Linked DNA regions of Homo sapiens: region 2 is linked to region 1. Evidence: chromatin loops called from intact Hi-C (ENCODE). Cell type or tissue: PC-3. All regions are shown on one strand. Links, peaks and the distances in the headings refer to the core of each region. The heading gives the core; the rest is flanking DNA. Region 1 overlaps LOC105375246 (a long non-coding RNA gene). Region 2 has its middle 270 kb from the start of INHBA-AS1.

The links. A loop is a pair of places that touch in the nucleus more often than their neighbours do. Peaks named below come from ENCODE experiments on the same cell type or tissue, not always from the same donor. Only the 100,000 strongest peaks of a DNase experiment are listed, where the experiment ranks them.
Region 2: a loop joins it to region 1, with 5 times the contacts of the local background. A loop is called at or near these places in 1 of 110 quality-filtered maps.

The regions. Positions count from the first base shown.
Region 1 is chr7:41,334,719-41,346,838 of GRCh38, reverse strand. LOC105375246 (a long non-coding RNA gene) reads right to left here. Exons shown (of 5, transcript XR_927198.2): 3 at 618-707. Among named protein-coding and RNA genes, the nearest start is that of LINC01449, 240 kb to the right of the region's middle. In PC-3, for the core only: no CTCF peak of the experiment used is centred there; a DNase peak (open chromatin) is centred at 6,308; H3K27ac peaks cover 1,268 bases.
Region 2 is chr7:41,420,014-41,432,133 of GRCh38, reverse strand. No RefSeq gene overlaps it. Among named protein-coding and RNA genes, the nearest start is that of INHBA-AS1, 270 kb to the left of the region's middle. In PC-3, for the core only: no CTCF peak of the experiment used is centred there; a DNase peak (open chromatin) is centred at 5,993; H3K27ac peaks cover 2,310 bases.

The sequences.
Region 1 (12,120 bases), core at 4,439-8,438:
TGGGGTTAAAAATCATCTGCTCCCAGCAAAATTCAACTTTCTGGGTTTTTTTTTTCCTTTCTAAGTGAGGGGCAGGGTAGGAGGAAAAAGGAAGGGAGACCAGCTTTAAATTACTTATAAAAAGGACCCAGAAAAAACTTTTTGGACATCAAAAAGCTCTACAAAACAGGCTTTTAATGATTTAAGTGTAAATGAATCAAAAACATATGGATAACATTTTCTTTTAAAATACCCTTGGGTTCAAAAAATTAAGGAGAAAACTAAATGGCAGAGAACGTTTTAGATTTAGAGGCGTAAAAAATTTTTTTTAAGAAAATAGCTTGAAGAGTTTGAGACACTCCAGTTGCACTTGGGGTTACCCATGCTGATGGGAAGATGAGTGTTAGGAGGAGCAAGATCCCCTAAATGCAGGGGCCCTGGTCAACTGACCACATGCACAAGGCATGACACTGGAAGCCCCTTCCAAATACATGCTTTGATATAGGATCTGGGGAGCAGGCCTGAGGGACAGGTACTGAGAGAACATAACTTGCATTTTCAGACTCTTAGTGATTTAGAAATGCAACATGCAACCACGAACTACTACTAGAGACAGAAGTAAATGTGATATAACCCACCTGGGGGAGGAATGGAGTTGACATGAGGTCTTGTTCACATAAGCATGTCCCATCTTCCATGGGCCTTTTTGCTTTGCAAGAGCTTTGCAGCTTGAAGGTAAAATAATAAGACATTATTAAAATATGTAAATCATTTTATTTTCTGCTCCAGATAATTTCTTATTTGTTTTCCATAGTGCACGAAACAGCAATGAAATTCAATTTGCCATCTAAATTTTGAGTAATTCATGCATGGTACATACACATTGATGTTTACTTTTTATCTTCATAAAGAGTTAAAATCCCGAAGTCTGGAAAGCTGTGAAAGGAAGCCATGAGGGCTTTCCTATCATCACTGCTGGATTTTCTACTGCCACTCAAAGGACTTGAGCCACAGTAAAAAGCTGGAGTCTTTGAGGGTGTGGGAAGCAATGTCCCTTAGGATGAGCAATCTCTCAACTGGGTGGTCTGTATCGATTAGTCAAAATTTAATCCCTAGACTTTGATTACATTTCAAAAAGGAATCCCCCTCCCAAGGTTAAGTTTAATAAAACCATCTTCAGGGTGGTTATCAGAAAGAGACTTGTGCACACTCAGAGTAGCCTGCATATATAACTGGTCTTGTATTTTTATGATCAGGAGGACAATGGAATCCTTGTCCAATAAATCTACCTTAGACTAAGCCTTTGGCTAGCATAGTGTATCACCTGAAAATGCAGCACTCGCCCACCAGCATTAGACAATGGAAACATGGAATGATCAGCACAACCTTTTACTAATCCAGGAAACATCATAGGCTCTCAGTGGGTTTCCAACTCAGTTGATTTAGTTTTAGCAATATTTATGGAAACATATGAAATATCGGGACTAGAGTTTCTGTTTCCATTCATAGGCACGTCATTAATATTTGATGTTCTTTTTCTCCCACTATCTGACTCTGCATCTCACAGAGAACCTCAGTCAGTGTATTTCTCTGTTCTCATTGACTGTCCAACCTTTCAGTCTTTTTCCTGATTCAGCCGAGATGAAAGGGTGATGTCCAAGATTACTATTTTACCACCACCATGTTCAGTGTCAACCCCTGAGCCCCCCTTTCCCACCTCCCTGCAGTTGTTCCTTTCAGTCCCTCCCACTTCCTGATATACCATCCAGAAAAAGTCTCAGATCCACCATGTTTCATTTTCTCTTTTATATTCTGAAATTATTGCATTCTGCTGAAGAGAGAATCACACAGTAGGGTGGATTGCTGCCTCGCTTCATTCATAGTCTTCAGTCTCAGCCAGGCCACCTTCAGCTTTATCCACCAGTCTTTGAATTTGGCCTGAGCTGGCTCCTACTCTCCCCCTCTCCAGGGTCCCTTCTATACATTACCTCTCCTGAGGCTTTTATCTGATGCCACAGCCTCACTCCAAGGCTCCTCCTTTCATGTCACAGGTGTGGATTACCTGGACCTCTGGCCCCTCCTCACCACACTGAAATTCCCCTTCTCTGTCCCTCCCTACCTCTTGTCTCCATGGTCAAAGAATGAGACGCCCTGTCTCGTGTCCAATGCCAACATCTTCAGCGTTGCCCTTGGTCCCATCTGCTTTCCTTCAAGACCGTGATCAATCAAATACAATATTTACTGTTTTATCTTCAACCATCCCTTCTGTCTTGGCTTCTTTCCCTTGGCCTAAATAAATGTTTGAATCTTTGCACACTTAAAAAACAAAACAACAGCAGCAGAAAAACTCTCTGGGCTCTTGTGTCCTCTGTGAGTCGGCCCTCCGACATTCTTCCCTTAGGGATGAAAGTTCTTGCGGAAGTCGTGCCACCTCTCCACTCCCTCAAGTCTCATCCTCTCACTCCACGACCCGATCAGCCTGCATCAGCCTCCAGCCCTCACCACTTTTGGAAAGGCCATCTGAGACCATCTTCTTTCAGAATCTAGTGATACTGCACCAGTGCTTATCTTGCTGGGTGTCCTGGCTTCCTTTGATGTTACGGAACATTCTTTCTACTTGGAATCACTTTCCTGCCTTGACTGTCCTCTCTCTGGTCCTCAGTGACCATTCCCTCTCTGTGCCCTTCCTGGAACTCTCCTGTTTTGCCACACAGTTGTCTGTCTGCTATGCTTTTTAGATATATGCTCATTATGCTATCACCCATTTGGATTTAACCATCATCTGTTTGTTGACAACATCAATTCCATCTTTGCAGACCTGTCTCAATCCTTATTCACATCTTCACACTATTGGTCACTTTTCTGCCTCTGCTCATGCTATCCTCCCTTCTCCCATTTAACTCTGAATCATCCTTCAGATTGGGATCAGTCATCTTCACTTGCAGGAAGCTTTTCCTGAAACACCAGGTTGCTGGTGGCCCTTTTTGTTGCTTCTCAACTCTACTGGTTGGCTTGTCCCTCAGCAATCCTATGTCACTAGGGAATTATCTAGTCTGTGGCCCTGATTCTCACCACCCTGTGTGCCCTGAAGGACACATATACTGAGATTGGGACCTGGTAGCCACTCAATGTTTATTTGAAGAAATATCAGGTTATTTCCTTAATTGACAGGGATTAGTATCACATATAATTTTCAAGATCACAGAATATTAAAATATGAAAGGAATAAATGACTTAAAATTTGTCTTTTTGACTGTATTATCTGCCTATACTATACATATCCTTAAAGTTGTTACTTGCTACACTCTTCTATAAGAACTTTAATTTAATCTCTATAAAATGGTCTTATTGTCCAGTGTAATGCCTACCTGACATAGCTCAATGTCTACCCTGCCCTAACTCTGCTTATCTTTAAGAAACAGGATGCCTATGATTAAAAGTTCCCTTTGTAACCATACCAGCTGAGACTGGTTAGGACCAAGAGGGCTGAAACTTCAAAAATACCTCAGGTTTTCTTATAATCTCATTTCCATGCTAAATGACACTGCCATCAGCACCATGACAGTTGGCAATCACTGTGGCAATGGCTGGAAAAAGCCACAAAAGGACAAAAAGGAAGGTAGCACTCTGGTTCCAAGAAGTTCACCACCCATTTTCAGAAAAGACATGAATACTCCGTCTCTCACTTTTCTTTTCTTTTTCTTTTTCTTTTTTCTTTTCTTTTTTTTTTTTTTTTTGAGATGGAGTCTTCCTCTGTCACCCAGTCTGGAGTACAATGGTGCCATCTCAGCTCACTGCACCCTCTGCCTCCCGGGTTTAAGCAATTCTCCTCCCTCAGCCTCCCCAGTAGCTGGGACTACAGGCATGCAACATCACACCAGGCTAATTTTTGTATTTTTAGTAGAGACAGGGTTTCACCACATTGGCCAGGCTGGTCTCAAGCCCTCCTTTCACTTTGAGTGTCCAACCCCTTCATCAGAGAAACCCTATATCTTAAACCCCTTACCCTTCACTAGTTGAGAAGTTGATTTGTGAACCATGCTCCCTCTTCTCAATTTCATGGCCATGGAATAAAACCTGCACTGTTTGACACTCACTTTTGGTTTTGTATATTGGCTTCCAGTAATCAAACAGGGAAAGACCCCATTTTTGGAGGGACCAGCTTTGTCGGTAACAGTCTAATTTGGAGAGCTAGTTCCTGCCGTTGATTTCTTCCCTTTCCTCTTTCAAAATGTAATTCCCTCAGATAAACCTTCTAAGACCATCCTAACACAGTTCCTGCACATTCATCCCCTATCCTTACCCTAACCCTGCCCTTAGATGAACACATTCGGTATTATGTACTTACCCTGTAATATCAATTGCTATATAGTTCTCATAAATCAATTGCTGTATAGCTCATATCTGAACTTATGATCTTACATTTCTTATGTGATTAGTTTTGGTTTTTACTCTCCCCTAACTCAAGAAGGCAAGCACTTACCTATTTTGTTCTTCACTGTCTTCAATACCAGTCACTATGCCTGGCACATAGAAAGGGCTCAATCAATATTTATTGAGTGAATGAATGAGTGAAGGGAGGACAGATAAATTAGTGGGGGACTATAATTATTCAGAGGCAAAAATGAAGCCTAGTGAGAGAAGGTCATAAAAGTCTTGAGAGCTTGGAAACTGGCCTTACTGTAAAAAAGAAAAACAAAACACTTCCACACAGATGTACTCCTAGGCCAGTAAAGAGCTTAAGTAGGCTTTGTGTTGTTTACAAGAAATGTAGACTTGGTGGGGTGTGATGGTTCACACCTGTGATCCCAGTACTTTTGAAGGCTGGAGGCAGGAGAATCACTTGAGGCCAGGAGTTCAAGATCAGACTGGTGATCACATAGTGAGACCCTGTCTCTACAAAAAAATGAGCTAGCATGGTGGTGGCATTTGCCTATAGTTCTAGCTACTTGGAAGCCTAAAGTGGGAGGATCGCTTGAGCCAGGAGTTCAAGGCTGCAGTGAGCCATGATCGCACCATTGCCCTCCAGGTGGGTGACAGAGTAAGATCCTGTCTGAAAGATAGAAAGAGAGAAAGGAAAAAGAAGGAAGGAAGGAAAGAAAGAAAAGAGGGAGGGAGAGAAAAGAAAGAAAAAGAAAGGAAGGAAGGAAGGAAGGAAGGAAACAAGGAAGTCAAAATGAATCCCATCTTTTTTTTTTTTTTTTTTTTTTTTTTCAGTTTTCTAACTTTATCTTTCCTATTTGGAAAAAAGTGTCCCCATTGTACATGTTTGGCCCCAAATGGTGTCTAAAACAAGAAGAATCAAAGCCTTCCATATATCAGTGGTATGAAAACTCAAGAGAACTGTCAGTCATGGTGCATTTCCCAAGGATTTTGCCCACATAAGTCCTTTTCGTCCTTGTATCTATTGTGTGCCTTACATTTTGCCTGATATGGAAAAGCTGACTTGGCTGTAGTTGCAATATCAAACAGAAATCATACAACTGAAGAAACAGGTCAAAGTCACTTTGTGGAATGTTTCAATGCCAGGCTAAGATGTTTAGGTTTTATGTATTAGGAGGTAATTTTTAAAAACTATGTTAGAATTATACATAAATATGTATTTTAGGGAGAAAATGCTCTAATTTCAGATTGTAAATTGAATTGGTGTTTTCCAGAAATTAAAGATGAATAAACCAATTAGGAGATTGTAGCTTTAATCCTGGTTTTAGGTGATGGGAATTTTAATTACTCCATGTAACTCTATCATTCTCATTCCACAATGGATTATAAAATACAAAAAAAAAGTTAAATGGGGAAAAATAGAATCAGGGAATAGTGACAGAAAAATCACATGGGGGTTCAGAAGATGTAATTCTTACAAGATAGTTATAATTCAGTCATAAATTTGCTTTGGAGCTTCCTGGAGGCCAAAGTAAAACAAGAAACATAATCACATAATTTATATTGCACATATACTAATAATAGCTAATATTGATTGTTTCTAACCTTGTACCAGGTACTGGTTATATGTGTCCTTTTCATGTCACCACTTCCATATATATTTGAAGGCCTCATGTTCTTTATAAATAAGTCTATTAATTAAATCAGCTGATAAAAAGATATTTTACAATGAAGAAATGAAGATTTATGCCGAAAAGCATCCCCCTTTTTTTTCTTTAGAGAATAATCAACCTAAATTAAACTTTTAAATTTTTGGTTTAAGGCAGCCAGCCTGTTTCAACAAAGTTGCCAAATATTCTTAACCGAAAGGAAGCATTGCAAGATATGACAAACAGGAAAGCTAAACAAAAGTCAACAGTGTTGCAAATCATACATTTATGGGAGGAAACGCTCCAGTTCAGCAGCCAAGCCTGGAGCTTAAACCTGCAAGACAGACCATGCTAACATGAATGTGAGTGAACAGGGAAGGATGCTGTGTAATCCTACATCCTGAGGTGCCTGCAGAACTCAGGCCTCGGTGTGCAGGCAGCCAGTGAGGTTAGTGACCTGTAGTGGAAGGCCTTCAGAGAGCAAGTGAGAATACCAGCCCTTAGCTGTGTTGTCACATGTTATCAAAACTAGAAGACTGGACATGTCTTTGACATTAAACTCAAATAATGCACTATTCTGTTCCTCAGTTGACTCCCTGGAAATGAGTGATAAGGCGACAACATCCTCAACATCTTCGAAACAAATCAGTGGGGATTTTCCCTACCTCTTCCTTACAGCACTGTCTGTATGTACGTTAGTAACCTTTTTCCAGTGATAACACCTGGACTATTACCAGGGGTCACCAGTTCAAATGTTGGAGGAGCCAAACAAGAAACAAATGAAGTACATCATTGCAGTTTAGGAATATGGGCCCAGCAACAGGGGAACTATGTTTAAAAAATGAAATTCAAAATACACTTTTAGGCTGGACTCGGTGGCTCACACTTGTAATCCCAGCATTTTGGGAAGCCGAGGCAGGCGGATCCCCTGAGGTCAGGAGTTCAAGACCAGCCTGGCCAACATGGTGAAAAACCCGTCTCTACTAAAAATACAAAAATTAGCCAGCTATGGTGGCATGTACCTGTAGTCCTAGCTACTTGGGAGGTTGAGGCAGGAGAATCGTTTGAACCCAGGAGGCAGAGGGTGCAGTGAGCCGAGATGGCACCATTGCACTCCAGCCTGGGTGACAGAGTAAGACTCCGTCTTTTAAATGAAATCTCCCAAATTTTAAACATCAGCAACAAATTCAAATATTTTTAAAGCCTGCTTGAAGCAATTCTATATGAACTGAAAGCCTCAATTGAAAACTCTCTTAGGAGAAGGTTGAAGCCTTGTGAATTGAATTCCCTATTAATAGTGCGTTTAATAAAGTGGCAAAGTGAGCCGCTGATTGTGGTATTCTCTGGTAAAGATTTTAGGCTTCTGTCTCTAATTAAGGGCAGATACTTGATGACTCAAGCTGACAACAGAAGTGACATCCTTTTGTGAAGATCAAAGTGGTACTAGAACTTACCTGAACCAAGATCAAGCATCTTCCATGGAAGCTCAGAGAGATTATCTGTAGGCTGGGCCATGGCTTGCCTTTGGCCAACATTCATTTTGCCCCAGCAAATGAATAATTGAGCATATATATTAACAGGATTCCAGGCCTGGCATGTTGGCTCATGCCTGTAACCCCAGCACTTTGGGAGGGCAATGCGGGCAGATCACCTAAGGTCAGGAGTTCAAGACCAGCCTGGCCAACATGGTGAAACCCCACTCTACTAAAAATACAAAAGATTAGCCAGGCACAGTGGCATGTGCCTGTAATCCCAGCTACTTGGGAGGCTGAGGCAGGAGAATCGCTTGAACCTGGGAGGCGGAGACTGCAGTGGGCCAACATCATGCCACTGCACTCCAGCCTGGTCAACAGAACAAGACTGTCTCAAAAAAACAACAATAAAAAAGAATTCCATCAGGGTAGAAGAACCTGTGAAAAAGGAAGCGGGCCTTAAAGAATTGTGGGAGAATCTGGGCAAAGAAGGTCAGAAGGGGTAGTTGCAAGATCAGAGAGTTGCAAGTCCCTCCAAGCCCACTGAAAGCACTGGAGACAATTTGGATTTTGCAGGGAAATGTGGGAAGCCAAGCACATCTCTTCTCAAAGGGACTACCTGTGGAAAAGTCTAGGAAGCTACTATCTCTGTGTAACCACTGCCTCTGTGTGTCCATAGGCCAGCATCTTGGGATGGGTGATGACCTCTGTTGGTCAGCTCTGAAGTCAGAAAGTCCTGTCCAGCTGGTGCCATGGGCACCTCTGCATCTCCCTGTACCGTATCTGAGCACAGGAAGGTCTTCAGAGTCTAATGGGTCCTGCTTTATCTTTGCCTCCCAAATTTCACACCAGCTTCTCTTCTGGCCAGCTCTGGAATAACAGAGGTAAGGGGATTTTTGAGAAGCGTATTGTCCAGATTGGCTAGGTCAACCACAGAACAAACTAGCACACAGAGGACGCATACTTCACTTTTTACAAACCAGGTCATGATCAGTTTAGCTCGTGCAGTTCCAAAACCATTTTGATTTCTGTGTTATAGATGAAGTCATATGGGGAAGAAAAGAGGGAAGAGGTGGCTAAGAAGTAAGAGGGACTTGGACTTGGATTTGAATCTTGATTACTTCCTTGCTTTATGGCCTTGGAAAAGGCAGTCCATCTCTCTCATTTGTAGTTTCTCCATCCATAAAGTGGGGCTCCTAATACCATTATGATAGTGTTGTCTTAAGGATCAGACACAATGTTGGGAAAATACATAGTGTTGTCCACGGGGACAAATGCTACGTTTAGCTTATTCATTGTTGCAGTCTCTGTGACACCAGAGTAAGCAAGCAATATGTTTAAATCACTATAATTATTGCTTATAAAAGCAATAGAGGCTCTTAAACACACATGAAAGTTTAAAAGAATGGATGTACTGTGGGAATGAATAGCCAATGAGATTTTTTTCCTGATCTTTTTGGAGGGTGATGAAAATGAATTCTCTCAAAGGTTTGTTGTCTGCTAGGACACATTTAGAATGAGTTGGGTTTAATTTTCATAGTAAAAAAGACTGGGAGCCAGCATAATACAGATTCTGTAAGTAAGTATTCTTTCATTCTTTGTCCAAAAGAGTGTACAGTCATGTAATCTCCCTCAAGGTACATAATCATTTTCATTGTCATTCAGCATCCCATCTCTGAGCAGAGTCCAGCTCACATCCAATAAATGGAAGACCAGCACGCTGACCACACACACTGCATCTTTCTCCTTGAACACATGCACACACTGGCCTTTGGTAAGAGGCAGGGCAAGAATAGGGAAAAACAGAGATGCATTCCACAAAGACATTAGCTAAACAAAAGTCAAGTCCACCAGGCGAAGCCATCAGGAAATTGGTTAACATATTTTTCCCCCATTCAACAAAAGATAGCAGGCACTTGTCTCAATATCTCCTTTCATCCCTGAAAGCTTTAAAATTGATTCATGGTTTCATAACTACAACAAAGTAACCTTGGATAGATTAAAATCAAGGCTTTTTTTAATTTGGATATCAACAGCAAGAATCCCACCCAGGTCTTACTAAAAACGACTTTGGCTGACGTTATGAAATGCTTCCTCAAGCTCTTCTTCAGCCAAATGAGAAGTCGTCTGGAAAGGATTCATCCTTTTAGTGTACACAGAAGATCTTCTTCTTGGATCTATAAACTAAGTCTTTAAATTCCACTGTAATTACTCCAAAGACATAAATAGAGCCGATACTATTTCTGGTATCCCAGCTGGCCCTTTAGACAAGGTACACAGCATTTTCAAATAAAGCTTCCGCAAAGTGTGTAGGTATTCTAGCAACAGACAGATGCCTGGAAATTCTAAAACATAGTGTCTAAAAAGAATAGCTTCCAAAAATGCTAGTGTGTAAGACAGGCTCCTTTCTTCATTTTAATTCTTGTACCAGTTGTTAGGATTGAGTTTCTTAGTAAGGACTTAATCCTATTCTGTTTTCAACCACTAACTTGGCTCTCTTTGAAAGTATACTGAAACAATTCATTAAAATACTCATACATAAAGTTTTATTAAGAGGACATGTTATTGCTCTCAGACTCACTCTGTAGTTATTAACCAGTGCAATTTAAAAGCTTTATTTCAAAAGCCAGAGCCTCACAAACCATCCTGGTATTTGTGCTGATTAATACCAACATCATATCCATTTTAAAAATGAACACCACCCATATCTGGAGTATGTCTCAGATTTGGACATGAACGTTTTGCTTTTGTTCTTTGTGGACATGTTTGGCTTTCTTTTCAGAGAAGATTTGTAGAACCGTAAGTTTCCATGCATTTGTTTTCTCTCCATTGTTTCTGATCACTTTTTTATTTTCCCTCTGAAATTTGAATTCAGATTACAGGTGCCATTGGTACAAAAAATGAACATAATTTATTTCCAGAGCCTATAGTCATTTTCATTTCTTGACTTACTAACAAATATAACTGAGAATCAGCACTGTGTTCTTTGATTATTTATCAGTGGATATGTATCAGCTGTTCTGTGGGTTAGCTCCCTTGTAAGCCAGGATCCCTTTGGGCATGACACCAGGGCACAAGGAAGAAGCAAACCTAGAGCTTTAGCACACAACTATGTGAGCTAGTCCACAAGAGGGACAGCCCATTCTCAGTGCTGGCCCTGATGGAGTGAACTGGCACTAGAGAGAGCATTTCCGTCTAGATTTGTGAATAGTATGATGAGAGGATGGTGATATTTAAGACTGGATCAGACAATTTCACATTCTGCTATAGTGACTAAAAGGAGGGGTTTTGAAGTCAGCCAGGACTTGGCCAAATCAAAGTTCTCAGTGATCATGTTGTCTTCCATAACATAACCTGTTTGAGGCTAGATCGCATCTTTTGTATAAAGAAGATGCCATATTTTAATGTCTGGTGCACAGTGTGGGCTGTTATTATTGACTACTCTGTAGTCATTGGCAATATCTGCTCATAAATGAAACCTCTGCTTACAAAGAAAGCCAAACATAGCACACACACAAAAAAGTGGGCATTTTGTGGCAGAAAGACTCTAAGGTGGCCCCCATCGTACCCACCTCCCCATACTCCTCTCTGTTTCATTCCCTCTCCTTGAGGGTGGGCAGGACCTGCAACTTGCTTCTAACTAATAGGACATGGCAAAGGTGATTGGACATCAATCTCATCATTAGGGTATGCTATAACAGAATCTATCTTAACAGACCAAGCTAGAGACTTTCCTGTGGGCTTGATGCATTGAATGGCTGAGATGGCAAAACCCATGTGGCAAGAAACTGCGAGGAAGGCTCCAGGAACTGCCGTGGCTATTAGGATCTGAGGGCAGCCTACGAAAAGTCAGGGCTCTAACCACAAGGAAATGAATTCTACCAACAACCTGCATTAGTCTGGATGTAAATTCTAACCTAGTGGAGCTTCCTAAGGAGAACAAAGCATGGTCAACATCTTGGTTGAGCCTCGTGAGACTGAGCAACAGACTCAGCTCAGCCGTAGGCAGGCCCATAACTCTGACCTGTATAAACTCTGAGAAAATAAATGTGTGTTGTTTTACGCACCTAAGTTTGTGGTTATTTGTTACAATAAAACAGAAAACTATATATATGCTTAACTAGAGAACTTGGCTATTATGCCATGCAAATAAGATCATTTGAATTTTTATTTCAACAGTTATTAAATTCTCTTTCTTCTGGTATCTTTTTCTATGAATCAAAAAAAAAATTGTGATTCCAGGATTTTTCTCTACAATTGTAGAGTCATATGAGAAAGTGGCCCTTCAAGTTTAGCCTGGATATTGGTTGTCATTGAGACTTCATAAGGTAAAGAGCCCAGTTAAGAGAATATATTTTTAAGTACTTCTGCAGTGAAATTTTACAATAAAAAAATGCTTTGTTGTGGAAAGGGCTTGAGAACAGTTTCTACTAAGAAGGAAAGTAAACAGTCATTTGTTCACTTGCCCAATCCTGCTCATCATTAAATATTCAGCAGAATGTCACCCAGTTTTGAATGCACTTTTCATGTCTCTCCCAGGCATGGGAGAACTGCTTCTCTCCTTTCAGGTTCACAGAGCACCTTCACTATGAGCATCTTACTCTGTGTTGTAATTGCCTACTCCATGGTTGTCTCTG
Region 2 (12,120 bases), core at 3,816-7,815, 86 kb before region 1:
AACTTTAGAAGTATAAAGAGACATGTTTTATTATATAGAGAGAACTCTCTTATTTGGAGGAAAGAAATGTTAAGAAAGCATACAAAATTTTTCAAGTATTATGGTATAAGTGGGTGAGTTTTCCAAAGCTGAAATTAGTATCTTTTAGTATGAGATTTTGATGATGGAACACAAAATGGAATTTCTGGTTCTGAAAATGACATTAAGCTCACGCATTGTGCCAAGCCAACAATGGCCACACGAAAAAGCTACGTGGGTGGTAAGAAGAGGGTTAGATATGCTTCAGTGTGGGCAAATGGAAAGAAATGAATTTAGAGCAAAGTCATCTAAACCTGACTCATAAGATAATGGAAACCAAATTACCAGCTATAAGCCAGAGAAAGGAAGTAAGAGAAACTGACTTTTTCCTAAATTCACTGGCTTCTGTATTGAAGTCACATATAAAGGTCAACACAATTTTGGGCATCACTGGGAAGAGCACAAGAAAATAATAATGGAATGCATGCATTTACTGCATGGTCATTCAGCAAATATCTAATCAATGTCTACATTGTACAAAATGGCCCTTGGTAGAGACAGGCCAGTGGAGCAACAAAGGGTAATAAAGGAAGCAAACAGCACCCTGTGTTATGAGGAGATGGCAAGCAAAATTGGGACCAGCAGGTGGTCGGGTAGCGGGGAGTCAGCAAACAAAATAATTATGTTATATTCTCTATAGGAAGGTATGAGTGCTGGCCAGGCATGGTGGCTCCCGCCTGTAATCCCAGCACTTTAGGAGGCTGAGGCGAGTAGATCATTTGAGGTCAGGAGTTCGAGACTAGCCTGGCCAACATGGTGAAGCCCCATCTCTTCTAAAAATACAAAAATTAGCTGGCCAAGGTAGGCGGGCACCTGTAGTCCCAGCTACTTGGGAGGCTGAGGCAGCAGAATCGCTTGAACCCTGAAGGCAGAGGTTGCAGTGAGCCGAGATCTCATGTCTATACTCCAGCCTGGGTGAAAGAGTGAGACTCCATCTCAAAAAACAAACAAACAAACAAAAACAAACAAACAAAAAAAAGGAGGTATGAGGGCTTAGCAGAAAAATAAAGCAAGGAAAAGTAAAACAAGTGTGAAGAATGACAGGATATCAAGAGGTCAGGTTCTGGGAATTTTTAAAAGAATGAAAGAGACATGTTGATGTTTTTGATGTAGGGTATAAAAGAAAAGGGGAATCAATTCTGGCTAAACATTTTGGGCTAGATAACTGGAGAATGGAGTTGTCTTTATTGAGATGGCTAGGTCAAGGGAAAAAATAGGTTTAGGAGAGTATCAGGAGTTCACTTTGGGGCATGGTGAATTTGAAATGTGGTTAAATAACCTAAGATGATGTCAACTAGGCAGTTGGATTGATGAGTCTGGAATTCAGGAGAGAAGTCTCAGCTGAAGACATACCTCTTGGAGTAATTGGCACATGGGTGAGATTGCCAATAGTGTAGATATACAGAGAGAAGAGAAGCACAAGGACTGTCCCTGGGCACTCCAACATGAAGATGTTGGGAAGATAAGGGGAAACTGAAAAATGAGCATGGGAGGAAGTAGCCAGGGAGGGAGGAGGAAAACCAGGCGAACACTGTGTTCTAGAAGCCAAGCAAAGATGGAGTTTCAAGAAGAAGAGAGTCATCAACTGTGTCAAATGCTGCTTATAGGATGATAGAGGACCACTGATTGGATTTAAGAAAGTGGAAGTCCTTGGCCACCCTGATAAGAGATGTTTCAGAGCAGTGGTTAGGGTGACAGCCTGATTGGACCAGGTTTACAAGAGAATAGGAGAGAAACTGGAGACAGCAAGAGACAGCTCTTCAAGGAATTCATCTATGAAAGGAAGGAGAGATACAGGACAGCAGATGGAGCATGAAGTGAGGTCAAGACAGCATTTTCTTCAAGATAAAGGTAAATGGCAGCCTTTTGTATGCTCTGGAATAGCCTGGTGGAAAGGGAAGGATTGCTGCTGCAGGAGAAACAGGAGAGGAAGGCTGGAGAAAAGTCTCTGAGTGAGAGAGAGCAGCATCTCGTGAACTCATGGAAAGTAAGTATAATCCAGGAGCCTGGCCAGTTCCCCCCAGGGAAAACAGGGAAATGGAGAAGTAGAGAACAAAGCCACAAAAATAGTCGGTGGGCAGGTGCAGAAGGGAGCTTGTGGAATTTCCCTCCCCAACGCTTCTCTTTTCTCGGTGGAGTGGAAAGCAAGGCTATCAGCAAAGAGTAGGCTGGAGGAGGAGGGTTTGGAAGTTTGAGATGAGAAAATACAAAATAGTGGTCTAGTAAGTGGGACAGTAATTGGACTCGGGAGCACTTTATGGGGAGAGCTAGGGCTTTGCTTGAGGTTCATGGTCATGGATAATAAATGCCACCAGCTATCATGGTGGTATGTCCTCATTCTTCTCAGAGCACTCAGTGACTCCACTGTCTTCAGAAAACTACGAAAGATCCATTATATGGTTGACAAGGGCCTTTAAGATCTTGCTGGAGCAATCTCCTCCAGCACAATCTCTCTCAATACTTACCAACTTATGCCCTTTTTTCCAGCCATTTACCCAAGTGCTGCTGCTTTCGGACTTGAAGTTCTCTCTCCTTGGATCACCTCCTCTATTAACTATTTCTCCTTCAATATTTAGTTCCTCCATTGCCTCCTTTGGGAGGCTTTTCTAGAAATGTCTCAATGAGTTATTTGTTTATTATTAATAATTCTTCCATCTTCATGTTTATTATATAGCACCTTATGAGGTAGGTATCATCATCATCATCCTTACTTTATAGATAAGGGAAAGGAAGGAAAGAGACAATAAGTAACTTACTGGGCTCCCACGAGTAGTGAAGGTTAAGGCTGGGAATTGAATGGAGATGTTACATTCAGAGTTCATACACTTGTCCAGTATGTCACGCTGTTAGTTTTAGGTCAGATAAAGATGCTATCATTGCCACAAAGGGAGACTGAGCCAGCTGAATAATTCAGAGCTAATTCAGTTGACTATTATGAGGCTAAATACAACACCATGGAATTTGGGATTCTTTTTTTGTGTATATTTGTGTGTAATGTGTGTATTTTTTTCCAGAATGTGAGTGTGGCTACCTCTGGAGGTAATTGCACTTACGAGATTTAATGTCCTTTCATGTCATTCTATTTAAAAGAATTTTGCTGTTAACATTTTACTGTGAGATCATCGTAGAAATGTATATACTGCCTACATGTTTTGATTAAGATATAAGCTTTCAAATTTGAATTCTGAATACCTTCCCATGAAAATCCTTGGGGATGGATGTTCAAAATCCTTCTGGCAGCAGTTGCCTAATTTTCCAAGCTTATGTAGAAAGAAGAGTTTTTGAGGGAAAATCATATTCTCCTACAGTTAAAATCAAAACGGCACACATAAGAGCCAGCATACTTGACACGAGTACTTTCAAGACTTACTTCTTGGAAATGAATACACGTTTCTTAAAAACTTTCTCCAATGGCATGTCTAATAATAGTGAAATATAAACTATTTGGCTTTCTTAGGCAACTTCTTCCTAACATATTATCTAATGGTATTCATCTCCGTCTGCCCAGATCCTGTGTTTTCAGCACAGTATAATCTCTATGTACCAATACTTTGTTGTTCACAGCTGTGTCCTGTTAATATGCTCACTTACAGAACTGCCATGCTGCCCCACAAGCTGAGAGCCTGCCAGTGAGTGTATGACTCTAAAGTCATCACCATCCCTAGGACATGAAACCAAAGGAATCACATAGATGGCTTTTAATTTAATTTAAGCCACTGGAAAGAGAAGGAATAGGAAGGTTACATGAGGGCCAATGTTGTCTGATTTTTGGATTCCATTTATTGTTTACCTTTTATTGGGCACAACAGTTTATATAAATTATTTCATTTAATAATCATATCAACATTCAGCTTCAGAGATTTAGTTTGAGAAACATTTATTAAGAAAACGAACAGATCCCAACATTCTGCTCTGCAATGAAGTGAATTTGAACCTCAATAACACGTAGTCTCTGCCTTTGTAAAGATCACCATCTAGAAGGAGCATGTAGGGACTTCCATCAAGTGACATACAATAGAGATAAGCCCTTGAAGGAGCAGAAATGGCTGGTGAGGGAGTGTAAGAAAACTTTCAGGATCACAAAATGTGGCTCTCTAGAGAAAAAATAAATGAGATTTGTCAATGTCATATGAAAAAAAATCAGTGTAAAAAAGAAGAGGGAGGGAGATACCCAACAAAATAAACAGGCTTCACTGATGTAACTCTGGGTGAAATTCTACCAGGTTCTCATAAGGTGGCCAAGCTGTGCATCGTGGAGAAGCCCTGAGACCTCCAAGTATACTAAGTTGGATCCAACAGGGCTTTCTGCTCTTCTGGATGTTGAATATTAGGGCTTATTGTAGAATGTGTTAGCGACCCATTTGGATATGTGTCCAAAACAGGCCTTAGAGGGAATGAAAGTCAGTTCCTCAGTGGAGTTCTGCAGAATGCTATTGCTTGATCTTCAAGATTACAGGTATCTCAAGGTTTTGTAAAAAGTGTGATAAATACCTTTTAAAAACCAAGCCATTTTATGAAGTGTCCCCTGATGTTTGAGTGTGGTTTATGCATTGTCAATTAAACCTCTTCACGTTATTGGAGGAAGATAAATTTATCCCACATTTGAGAAGTTTCTTGAAACACAGCTTTTAAAAATGATTTATTCAGGAAAACTTATGCAGCAAACATGCTGATTCAGTTGTTACAGGTGATGAGACAATTATACAAATAACTTTTAAAACGATAAATGTGAAAATCTTTTAAGAGAGGTACACAAAGCAGAGGCTTTACAGAAGGTTGAGAATATTAAATCAGAGGAACTAATTAAGGCCTTACAGATGAGGTGTCTTTTGAAGGAGGGATCAAAAGTGATGGCTAAGATTTCAACCAGTAGAAATGAGGACAGAAGTTCTTGTTATTCCAACCGTATAAGCAAAGGCATATAGGCAGGCAAGGTCAAGTCCACTGTGGATACAAGTAGGAAAGTTTTAAAAGGCTGGAAATTTAGGTTAGGGTCACACAAAAGAGGGCTCTGAAAGCCAGGTCAATGGTTTTAGTTTTAATTCAGTTGGCTGCTTTTACAGGGATGAACTATGAAACATGACTGGAGTAGCCCTGTTGGAAGACTAACCTGGCAAATGTCATAATTGGAAAAGAGATGAAGACAGGTACCCTGGTGACAAAACCATTAGGTGGGAAGATTGAGGATCTGAATTAGTTTGGGGACAGTGAGACGGAAAGAAGGGAATGGAGGTGAAGATGTGGCAGGGGCCTTGGGGCTTTCCTAGCTATGGGAAAAGATACAAAGTTTTGAAGTTGATAGATAAAAACAAAGTCATATAGCAGATATGACAATATGATAATGTGGCCCCTAGCAATGGCCTTGGCTGGAAAACAGAGGTACAGCATAGACCTAGAAGATTCAATTCAGTAATAGCTCCTGTCCAGGAATAAATATGGAGATGAAGAGAAGAGTTGGTATACAAGTGTTCAAATAATTCCTGAGTTATCTTCTTTTAATTTCAGGGAACTTGATTCAATATTTTTTAATACAAATGAGTAAAATAAGAAGAATCAAAACACAATATGTGGATTATGTCAGTGGTTCTCAAGCTCTGTGCTCAGAAGAACCGCCTAGGGAGCTGGTATAAATTCCAGACACTCAAGAACACCCCTAAAGATTCTAACTCATAGGTTCTGGGTAGGCTCTAGAAATAAATAATATTCTCACCTATGCTAGATAATTATGAATTAAGTAATCAGAAAAAAAACATGAGAAACAATGGATTATGCATGCAAACTAGTACCTGACACATACATGTAACTTCAGATAATTACGGTGAGTATTGGATATCTGATGTGGCCACCAACCTTCTTTCCAAGGGAAGCGAAGAGCTTCCCATCATGAGTAGCCAGAGGGTTAGTCTCTGACTCATCTTAATCTTTGTTCTCTTTCTGAATCATGTTTAAGCCATCCTCTACTTGTTTATGAACTTTGGGAGCTTTCATTCCCTTGACTGCTGTCTTTATAAGAATGCTGGCTATAGGAACTACTTATACTCCATTTACGTATAGTCCAGTCCATCTTAAAATAGACAATATATAAAACTGTGATCTGCTGCTGCTGCCACTGACAATAATGAGACCCTGGGGAAGTAACCTCACAGAGTTTACATTTTGTCATCTTTGAAATGAAGAGGTCTGACTAGATCATTTTTATGATCCCTTCTCTGATTTTATGGTCTTGTGAGTTATATTCTGGATGCAAATACATTTCAGGGTTAGAAGGAGTCTTAAGTGGGATTTTGCCAGTCTGTCCTTCCAAATGTTGAAACTGCCCTGCCTTTCCTGTCCCTGTTCAGCGTAGGGACTTCAGTTTCCCCAAACAGCTCATTCCTACAGAGGGAAGAGGAATAGCCTCTGTGGCAAGACTCACTTAGGTGAAGCTGGAACGTATCTGTCTGTGTTGACTCTCACACTTCAGAGATTCACCAGCCTGAGGTATTCTTCTCTTATTTTTAGGGTTTTATGATCTCAGCAAACTTTTCTCCACAGTTTTAGATGAAAAATAATAATTTCTGGGCAAAGCACTAGGAAGCCTTGCCCTGAGGGAGCTATAGATTCCTTTTCTGAGGGAGAGATGTTGAAGGTTTTTCAGTGGTGGACCACATGAACAGAAAACAGTGATGAACGGATCGTGGCAATGTTTTATTAACAAAAAGAATGAGTTAAGGGAGTTCAAGATGGGGTCTGAATATTAAATGGATTGAGGCATACGTGCATATTTCTTTTTTACTTTTGTAGTTATCTTTTATAATGGCCCAGTTTTATGCTGTAATTTTATGTATTCATTTCTTATCATGAGATAATACACCTTCAGAAAATAGATTATTAAAATGAAGAAAATTCATCTAAATATTTCAAAACAGGAATGACTAATGCTTTAATATGTATTATTTTAGTCATTTCTTTCTCCCTGTCTCTGCCCATCTCTGTTTCTTTAAGTGTGTGTGTGTGCGCCTGTGTGTGTATGTGTGTGTGTGTGTGAGAGAGAGAGAGAGAGAGAGAAAGAGAGACAGAGAGAGAGAGATTTTATTTTAATGGGCCAATACCATAGATGCTAACCTGATTTTTTTCCCCCAGGTTTTTTCTTTTTAGATTTATTCTTAATGGCAGTCTTGAAGTCCATCTTATGAATACATCACAATTTATTCATCCTATTCTCTTGATTTTAGTGGGGTTAATTTTAAATGGCACATATTATGTAATGACTAATCCCTGCCTTGAATTTCAGCTGTGTGATCAAACCTAGCAGCAAAGGTCCTCAGCACCACATCAGGGCAGTGGTCAGTCCTAACCAACCTGGCCCAGTTGAACAAGACAATCTACTTCCTCTGGTTTTTCTAGAGTCTTTCATTGGGCACCAGTGGGCCCACAGGCCTCATGTGGGGTGCCCAAGGTCTTGTATGACCTCCCCCTGGGGATTGAATGGGCCATACTAGCTGAGTGTAATACCAAAAGCTTTAAGCTTTATTGAAACTGCCACTCTCCCAACAGAAATGGCCTTTCTGACATTATTCCATCCCAGGACATGTGGGCTATAGCAGTTCTTTGGACTCCTAACAGAAAAGAGTTTTTCTGTCCAAACCAAGCAGCTCAAATTAAACCTTCCCTTTTTGTTTTTGTGAGGCTTACTAGCACATACTTAAACCTAGGGAAGAGACCTGTACATTAAGAGCTCCAGTCATAGCACGCGGAAAGATAAGTCCTTCTCATTCCAATAAACTATTGACAGGCTCCTCTGCACATACATTTGTGCCTCTTGCCTTGTCCAATCGAGCCGGAGATTCTAGATCATTACTGCCTTGCATGCTGTGAGCATCTCGTGACCAGTGTGGGCTCTAGCCCTTACAGAGACTCTCTTTGCACTTAACCTTTCTAAAATCATGCTTATAAACCTTTACATTACAGCCTGGTTAGACTTGCTGACATCTCCCTGTGGAGTATGTACCTGGCTGAAAACCACTTGCAATAACTTTTAGCTAAAGTATAATAATACCTGGGTCAGTTATAAGCACCATACCAGGAGGAAAGAGATGAAGGTCAAGCAGAGCTATCTTGGGAGTAGGTTGGACCAAGAACAAGAAATACATATGCTCTGCCCATCGTTTCCTATATCCGCACAGCTGCCATGTCCTGTGAATTCTCCCTCTAAAACATCTCAAACTCATTCTTGTCTATTCATCTCTATTAACTACAGCCCTTGCCCAGGTTACTAGCTATCCTAGTCAGTGCAGGCTACTATAACAAAGTACCATAGACTGAACGGTGCATAAACAACAGAAATTTATTTCTAACCATTCTGGAGGCTGGAAATCTGAGCTCAGGGTGTATTATGACCAGGCTTTATGAGAGCCTCCTTCTTGGTTGCAGACTACCAACTTCTCATTGTGTCCTTACATGGCAGAAAGAAGTCTAGAGAGCTTGCTGGGGTCTTTCTCTCTCTCTCTCTCTCTTTTTTTTTTTTTTCCTTTTTTGAGACAGGGTCTCACTCTATCACCCAGGCTAGAGTGCAATGGCACGATATTGACTCACTGCAACCTCCATTTCCTGGGTTCAGGCGATTCTCCTGCCTCATCCTCCCCAAGTAGCTGGGATTACAGGCACCCGCCACCACCCCCAGCTAATTTTTGTATTTGTGGTAGAGACGGGGTTTCACCACATCGGTCAGCCTGGTCTCGAGCTCCTGACCTCAGGTGATCCACCCGCCTTGACCTCCCAAAGTGCTAGGATTACAAGCATGAGGCACCACGCCCGGCTGCTGGGGCCTCTTTTATAAGGTCACTAATGCCACTCAAGAGGACTCCACCCTCATGGCCTATTCACGTCCCAAAGGTGCCACTTCTTAATGCCACCACATTTTAACACACAAATCTTAGAAACATGCAAATATCTAGTCTACTGTACTACCTTATCTTGTCTACAATATTTCTACAGCTTCCTCAATTGATCTCTCTCAATATTCTTCTGTTACCACCCCATTCATTTCCTGCAGAATAGCTAGAGAGTAGTTGTTTTAAAATATAAGTCTGTTGAGAGGTCGAGAAGGGAGGATCACTTGAGGTCAGGAGTTCGAGACCAGCCTGGGCAACAAAGCAGGACTCCAACTCTACAAAAACAAAACAAAACAAAAACCATTAGCTGGGTGTAGTGGTATGCACCTGTAGTCCCAACTACATGCGAAGCTGAGGCAGGAGGATGCCTGGAGCCCAGGAGTTTGAGGCTGCAGTGAGGCATGATTGTGCTACTGCACTCTAGCTTGGGTAACAGAGTGAGACCCCAACTATTCTAAAAAAAATCTTAAGTCTGATTATATCCTTCCCAATAGAGTTAAAACTCTGAACAGACTTCTTCTCAAATCTGGCCTCGGCCAAATCTCCAGCTTCATATTGTGCCCCAATCCCAGATACAAAGGAGGCTCCTTCTCCCAACTTGGAGGTTTTTATTTAAATGTCAACTACTCAGTGAGGCTGCCTTTGGCCATCTCACACAAAGTTGTAACACCTGTCCCTCCCAACATAGGCCCTAGCCTCTTGGTAGTCTTTTTTGTTTTATTTTTCTCTTTAGCTTGTTTCACCTTCTAACATACTTTACATTTCATTTCCTTATTTTGTTCATTTTCTTTCTTCCCTTCCTGAATGTATGCTTCATGGAAGTCAGGGTTTGTTTATGTGTTTTTAAAATTTTGTCTATTTTGGTTATTGTTTCATTCTGAGTACTTAGAAGAGTTCCTGGCAAATAGGAAATATTTAAAAAATTGTCAAATGAATATTTGTTGAATACACTTCTTATTTTATAATCTAGACACTGGTAATACATATTTATAAGCAGTATTTCTATGGCACTCCTATAGCATATCTATAGGAGATGGGTGTGTTACGAGAAGCTTTGTAAGTAACAGTGCAGGAGAAGGAGGCCAGGAGTAAGTGTTTTCTTCAATACTCCTCCTTACCACATCTCCTAAGTTAAATCATATGATTAAAATTTTTGTATTATGCTCTACTTCATTTTTGCAATTTTTATCACAATCATGACTAAGTAACATTTTAATGTATTTTGTGATTATCTGTTTTCCTAATAGATTAGAAGCATCATGAGGTAGGGACCATGTTTGTTTAGCCCAGGGCCAATGAGTGAATGAATAAGGTGCCTCTTTTCAAGCAGCCATGAATAGGGAGGATGGGAGATTTCAACCTGGAAAGTAGAAGACTCAGAGGTTATGTAGTGGGTCTCATGGCCTCCTGTTCCTGCCTTTCCCTCAAGGCAGAAAAATGTAGTGATTAAGGAAAGTGTGAAAATGGTCTCCTTCCCTTAGAAGGATTCGATCCTTGTCTTCTGAGAGAAGCCACAGAATTTCCTGCCTCTATGTTTTCCCCCAGCTTGCTAGATTTCCATGTGCTAGGTCTTACATGAACTAAAAGGGCCCTGGGTGGTTGTTCTTTTGCGTTTGAGAAGAAACTAAATACTTACAAGGGTTTTCACTTATCTCTTTACAAGCTCTTCAGACATTATTGAACAACAGTTAACAATCCTATTTAAGAACTAGTATCAGAAACTGCTCTGGAATCAAAGCAAAGCAGAGGATGCTTTGCATGAAATCAGTCATTTAGAGGATTTTCTGCTGGTCTAGGGATAGCAGAGGGAGTTTTTCTTTCCTAATTATTCAATTTTTGCTCTACAATCATGGTAAAAGTGTTTTCATTCTACTGTGCTGAATGCCAGATGGTAGAAACTTATGAGGAGGAAAGTATTTGTGAATAAGCACGCAGCCTTTTGATGGCCAGCTTTCATAGTCATCAACTCAACTTCTTGCCTTTTCCACCTACCACAGCATGGCTGGGATCATGAGTGGGAGCAGTAGCTGCAAGTGAACTCAACTTTGGAAATCTCCCTTCGTGGGAATTCACCCAGTCCAGGACTGGCTCAGAAGCAAACTGCGGGACACATCTCAGGTGATTAAAAATGCCAAACAGAGAAGCATGGTGCCTGTGCGATTTTCTCAGCAAGGATTTGTTACCAACTCCTTGAGCACGTTTAGCTAGAGGGGATTCTGCTGACATTTTTCTTTTCACTGTTTTCATGAGTTTTGAATATTGAAACAGATTTTGCTGGGGATAATGGAAAGCAGACTTGGGAAACACTTTTTTTAAAAGAAAATCTAGATCCAATCTAGCTTTTGATGTAGGGCTAACAATATGAATATGATGAAGCAAGCAAGTGGGATTATACAAGTTAGTTTTGTTGACAGTATCTAAAAACATTTTCACTTCAAACCATTTTCCTTGAATATAATACTTGCCTTAAAAAGTCTAGCCTCTGCCAAATATTTCCCAATAAAAAGTTGGCCCATTATTCACATTATGGTTGCATTTTGATTTTCTGGTCATTGGAAGAATGTTCCATGGACATTTATCATGTAGTCATCTTTGTTATTACAACCACATATTGAAACAAAATGAACAAGAGTCACTGGAACTGTTAGAATAGCCAGACCGCGATGAAAAAGTATGTTCAGGTTGCTCAAACCAAAGAAATGTCTAGATTCAGAAAGAAAGACCGTGATGTTGCAGGTCTTACTCCAAGCACTCTATGTCTACCAACCAATTTAAATGGAGCCGCAACCCTGTGAAGTGTGGGCTGTTATTATCAATCCCATTTTAAAGAAGAGGAAACTGAGGCCCAGTGATTAAGTAACTCATCCTGGGTTATATTGCTACCTAATAATAATAGCAACAAGTAAAACAATAACAGCTGGATGTGAAACTTGGAAGCCTCAACTGGAATTCTTATACTTAACCACTGCTCATATTGCCTACCTGTATGACCAAAAACGTACATCAGAAAAACCTCTGCTTGATCACATGGCTAACAACATACATCAGAGAAACCATTTTTTATGAGAGGAATGATAAAAGATGGTGTTATTTCCTTTTTTATAGCATTCCTCATATTTCTTATCTTGGAAACTCAAGGACACTAAGAATCCTTTGTGTGAGTTGGGTG